2 separate regions of the Homo sapiens genome follow, and region 1 is linked to region 2. The links are chromatin contacts, found by Hi-C or POLR2A ChIA-PET in ENCODE. All regions are on one chromosome and are shown on one strand. Each heading gives the region's core, a stretch centred on a gene start or an enhancer-like site at or near the end of the contact. The rest is flanking DNA. Distances are from core to core; before and after follow the strand shown.

What was found. A loop is a pair of places that touch in the nucleus more often than their neighbours do. ChIA-PET counts read pairs that join two places held with the same protein, here RNA polymerase II (POLR2A).
Region 1: a map of aorta shows a loop between it and region 2 (2.6-fold over the local background). The contact joins two enhancer-like sites. A Hi-C loop is called at or near these places in 13 of 168 maps with a recorded cell type or tissue (GM11168, GM13976, GM13977 and 10 more). POLR2A ChIA-PET finds 5 or more read pairs at or near these places in 4 of 52 experiments (AG04450, OCI-LY7, T-cell and 1 more).

What each region holds. Positions count from the first base shown.
Region 1 is chr5:54,843,853-54,846,552 of GRCh38, reverse strand. It overlaps the pseudogene CSPG4BP. Among named protein-coding and RNA genes, the nearest start is that of LINC02998, 100 kb to the right of the region's middle. Within about 2 kb of position 1,257, at least 4 of the 41 ENCODE cell types and tissues checked have a DNase peak (open chromatin) inside an H3K27ac peak, as active enhancers do.
Region 2 is chr5:54,532,373-54,535,410 of GRCh38, reverse strand. All of the region lies in intron 1 of SNX18 (sorting nexin 18), which reads right to left. Among named protein-coding and RNA genes, the nearest start is that of SNX18, 16 kb to the right of the region's middle. Within about 2 kb of position 1,395, at least 13 of the 41 ENCODE cell types and tissues checked have a DNase peak (open chromatin) inside an H3K27ac peak, as active enhancers do.

The sequences.
Region 1 (2,700 bases), core at 8-2,507, 310 kb before region 2:
TTCTCATAAATTGATAACCTTTAACATTATTAAATAATTTTCACACATCAGGTGTGTTTACTTTTTTGTGAAAGCTAATAGATATAGCATATGCATTTTATCAACATAGTAGAGCCACGAGAATGCAGTTTTCAATAACATAGTTTCTCCAAAGCTATGGTTACCAGTTACTTCTTTCCAGGCAAAGTTTTAAACTTAGGAGATTATTTCAGATGATGATGTTTCTTATTTCTATATTTCAGAGCATATCAAACAGTAATAATAACAACCATTTACATGGTCCATTACATGGTCCTAATGATAGTTATTACTTACATAGTACTTACAGTGCCTGGCATTGTTCTATGCGCTTTACATTTACCCAGTGAATCTTCAACAACTCTCTGGGATATGATTTTTATTTTAAAGATGAGAAATCTGCAATGCAGAGAGGCTTTGACACTTCTCCAAGGTCCAAAGCAGAAGGGCTGCTGGTGGACAGCAAGTGGCAGAGCTAGAATGCGAGTTTGAGTTTGGCACCACAGTGTTCTCTCACTTCTTCCTTCATAGTTAGCGAAGAAGCTCAAGGACCTGGTGAAGCAGATAAAGAGAGTATTGCTCTTATTCCAATTTTAAGAAGGTGGAATTAAAGATCAAGAGGTTAAGCGATTTGCCCAAAATAACAAAGTTAGTGGCAGAGTCTGGGGCAAAGGCAGTTATGCAAATGCAAATGTGATAAAGTCTTCAGATTCAGTGCTGTTTCTGACTTTTCAAACAGCATGTTCTCAAGACATTCGGATTATCCTGCATGATGACTCACTCTCCCTACTTGTCATCTGGGCCTGGAGGAGGTGGCAAGAAAGTCTGTCTGCAGCCTAAGTGGGAGAAGAAGGTGGGAGCGTGGGGGATAGAGTTGCTGATAACATCTCAGACTCTGGAGGGAGTTCATAGCCAGCAATCAGAATGTTAACCTCTGTGTCCCACCATTTAAAACACACTTCTTTCTCCTGACAAATTAAAACATTTCCTTAAGCCACAGTTCTTTCAGCTGATCTCCAAGGTCATTCAATGGTACAAGAGATCATTTGTGTCCCAACAAACTGGAATTGGGAATTGGAGTTAGGCCATCTTGGGTGAATCCTTTGCATTTTACTTTGAAATATATTCTACTGAGTATTTTTGTATTCAAATATGATCAGTGAATTTTGTGCATATCTGATAAAACATATTTTTGTCCACAAGGGGGCTTCATTTTCCTATTTTTCAAGTTCCTCTTTCAGTAATACTATACATTTTGTTTTGTTGTTTTTATACTGAAAATAGAACCATTTGCTTGCTTTTGAGAAATACTTGTCATCACTAAAAGGAGCTTTGAGAGCTGGTCACAGTAGAAGAATTAAGGCAGCAAAGTTTGAAATGCCAATTGAAGCTCTCGGGGGACCAACAGTGGGAGAGTGAATTCATGAGCATTTCACATCCCTCGTATGAAACGCAACAAAGGTCTAGGCTTTGTTGTTTTTGTTTGTTTGTTTGTTTGTTTGTTTTTGAGACGAAGTCTTGCTCTGTCACCCAGGCTGAAGTGCAGTGGCACGATCTCGGCTCACTGCAACCTCTGCCTCCAAAGGTCTGGGCTTTTAAATATTAAGTTTACAACTAGGATTAAATGGGATCACAATTAGGTTTCTAAATACCACTAAACTCTTCTTAAAGCTAAAGGTCAATTTAAAAATTATTATTCCAGGTTTGTGTTATTTTCTGATATTTATGCTTTGAACTATTCTTTTTTGGGCTTTGGATCACTTTAAAATCTGAATTCAAATTGGGGGTCTTTGTTTTCCTTCTCCTCATCTGCCTGAAGTTTCCATTACCAAGCACTGGGCACTAAATCAGGCCTTACCTGAAGCAATGGGGTCGTTAATTGAACTAAATTTGGTTTGAGTGGAAATGAGACCTGAGGCTACTAGATCTTGTTTTGAGTGGCAGGTTTTCCATTTGTTTTGGAAGATGGTATATTTCAGAGGCGAGAGGGAGGGAAAGCAGTGTTCCATAGCAGAGTAGCTGCAGTGGAAAACATGCTTTGTCCAGCCTTGGTGTGTATGGCCTTGGAAAAAATGATTGTTTCTACAAGTCACGAGAAGAGAAATGGCAGCACATTTCCAAGTCAGCTGGAGCTCTAGAAGAAATGAGGATGAGATATGTGGATGGATTAAAAAATGTAAAAAGTGAAAAACCAGAATGAGTGGGCTTGGAATTTTGTTAAACAGTCCAACTTGCGCATTTTATTATAGCCTTTCTGTGGGTTTAAATGAAGGCCAAAACCTTATTATTTGAACGTTGTATTGATTCGCATTTCTGGTAGCTATTTAAAAGCTGATGTCCTTAGAGCTTAGTGCTGCAAAATCTTCAGTAGGCATATTCAAATGGCAAGATATAGGCATGTCCATCAACAACACAATTATTAAACAGATAAACTATTCACCCCAAGTTATGAAAGAATGCTGGAAGATTAAACAAAATCTGCAGTACATGTTATAGAATAGCCTCAATAATGGCAATAATCACACTCTAAGTGACTTTTTGGAAATACTAAAAAGTCACATCTGTCCTCAAAGCCAAATCTGATGAAGAAGATGGGTCATATAAAGCTAATATTTATTGAATGCTTACTATGTGCCTGATGAAACAGTTCTAAACACTTTTCATATATTAAGTCACTCAGTC
Region 2 (3,038 bases), core at 146-2,645:
GATTCTGTACCTGGAAAATTCCCAACAGGGCTCATTTTCATATCAGTGCAATTTCCCAAGCTCAGAGAAAGGTACTTTGCCCCACTTCTCCATCACCAGTCCTAGCTCCAGAGAAATCGAATGTCCTAAATTCACTTCTATCCCCTCCTACCTTTTTTCTTTGTATCTAACCAATGTAAGCCATCTCGCAGTTCTAAAGGATGCTCAGGCTGAAAAGACCAAAGCAAGAAATAACTATGTCTTTGTTTATAATACATATATTCTCAATTTTAGAGGAATTATGTTACTCATGTTTGCAATGAATATAAAACAATGAAAACAAAAGAATTTAATCATGTGACAAGGTTCATTAATATTACCTTAAAAGGCTCAAATTTTTAAAAATCATTTATAAATTATGAATTAGAAATCAGCACCATGTTCAAAAGCATCACAGTATTTACACAGCATATCATTAAACTATTTCCATCAGTAAACGCTAACACTTAGGATTTCAATGCCAATTTTTTTCTAGAATGACAGTATGAGAGTAGTGAATCTCTCGAGTCATGTAGCCCATGAGCACATATTAAGAACACACTGCAAGCTGAAACTCAACCAGCACACTAGCAGATGTACTTGCACTGCACTAAACTTCTCTGTTCCATGTTCCTCTGCTTCTCATTTGCAGGGAGAACAACTTTCCTGGAAATTTCTGACCCATCAAAGTGAGACAGAGGGAAAAAAAAAACAAAACAAAAAAGCAAATCCTCATACGCTGTACTGCCTCAGGCATTTTAACCAGAACTTTCCTGGAAACTTCTGACCCATCAAAGTGAGACAGGGGGAAAAAAAAAGAAAGAAAGAAAAAAAAGCCCTCATACACTGTACTGCCTCAGCCATTTTAACCAGGCAAGGCCCTGCCCTCCCTTTAAAGAAGCTGTCTGGCCTCCTTACCGTTTTCCCTCTTTCTGCCTGCCCCCAAACTCAGGTCCCCACAGGGCTTGCCATGGCTCCAAGAGCTCCCAGTCCAACCCCATCCAGTCCTTGTACCTGAACTTTGCCTTCCTTTCCTCAATCCAATCTCTTATTCTCAGTATGTTTTGTCTCTTCTAAGACTAATTATACAAAAGGCCCAGTCACTAAGCAACAGGAATCCAAAGGCTACATTTTCTCCCTTAAAAAAAAAAAAAAGAAAAAAGAAAGCACCTTATTTAATTTTGAAATCATGAATGTGCCAAAAACATTAACTCGATTTCTGTCTTCCAGGGGCCCTTCCCCAGGAAACAGAAGCCATGGTGTACGGGAAAGAACAGGAGACAGGCTGAAGGGCAGCAGGGACAGCTGCTTAGAAGTCGCTCAAGACTGGACTCGGCCTGTTTTTCTTCATTCCCTGGCACACGTAACATGCTGAAAGAAAATGCTAATTTGGTCAGCGTGGCCTGTTGGGTTCTTATCCTCTCATTGCTGGGATCCACACCCTGGCCTTCCCTACTAACTCCCCATTAACTTCTTCCCCTCCCCTTTCCTTCCTCCCTGTTGGTCTCCACCTACTTGTTGATTACCCTTCCCCCTCTCTGCTCTAATATTTACTTTTTCATATTGTTTTGAGCAAAATGTCTCAAAAAGCAAAGGCCAGCATCCACTTAAAATAGAGAACTAGGGCAGCCGTCCAGCCACTTGATCATCACAGAGAAGCGCCTGCACTGTGCACACCTGTGCTCTGCACTTCGCATGTCTCATTTTCTTCTCTTTAACCGTGAAATAAAAGTAATCATTGCCACCATTTTCAGAGGCAGAAAGTGAAACTCAGAGAAACTAAATAATTTTACTCAGTGTCCAGCTGCATGTGAACCTGGGTCTGCCCAACTCAGGCAATTCCCTTGTATGTGGCCCAAGGGGGGATACCCTACCCATGGCGATCGCAAAGCCCCATAGATCGGCCTCAAAGCACAGCACACTACACCAGTACCCAACGCCTCCTAGGAGCCTATGCCACCAACATAGGGATGAGCAACCCACAAACCACCTCCAGACCCTAAATACTATTCCTGCATGGATTCATACTAAGTGGGTTCCAGGTTTAGACCACATTAATAAACCCTGGAGGGTACAAAATTAATACTGAACTCAAGTCAGGGAAAGCAATTTTCTGAATGGACTAATGAAGGTCCCTAAAGCTAATAACTATCAAAATTCAAAGGTAATTTAAAATTCACTTTTTAATTCATAAATATAATAAATGACAAAGAGAACTTTTGAACCATTTTGAAAAGGAGGGAAGAGGATCAAGACAAGCATAGTCAACTGCAAAAAGAAAAAAACCTGGTCACTTGATGGAAAAAAAATCACTTAAAGAATTCAGGCCTCTAAGCTTGATTTCATCCTGAAAATATCATTAGTCTGTTTCAGGTAAAAGCATTGTTATAATATTCTAATTAAGTAGTTCTTATAGCTTCATTCAGCAATCACCTAATGTCTAAAGGCAGAATGACATTCAGTTTGAATACAAATATTCACTTGCGTATAAATACCTTAAAAGATGATTATTTTAGTTACTATGCATATATAGTCATACAGTTTACCTCATTCCAAAAATGAAGAGAGAAATCACATGATTGTACCTCTTGTGGTTTATTTGGTAAAACTGTTTCTTGCTGGTAATTTTATATACATAAAGGTTCTTGTGTTCCAGCCCATAATGAATATTAAACGTGATAAAATTACTAGGGTGATAGTTTCAGGAGAATTCTGAAAACACAGTGTCTTTATTTGAGAAGTGTTTTTGGGTATGGTGGCAATGTTGATTTGCCTGTAGCCAAGCAAATATAGATGAAGACTTTAAAATTTGAGAGTAAGAAAGAAAACCATGTATTGTTTCTTTTCTTAAAGATCTGATACCCACAGAATCTTAATAAAATAAGGTAGACATACTATCCTTGATAATGCTGACCATACAATGAAACTTTTAAAAAACTAACTTTGTAAAAGTAAAACCCATATAATGGTTCAAATTCAGAGAACACAAATAGGGGCCTCAGGTCTGCAGTGCCCAGTTC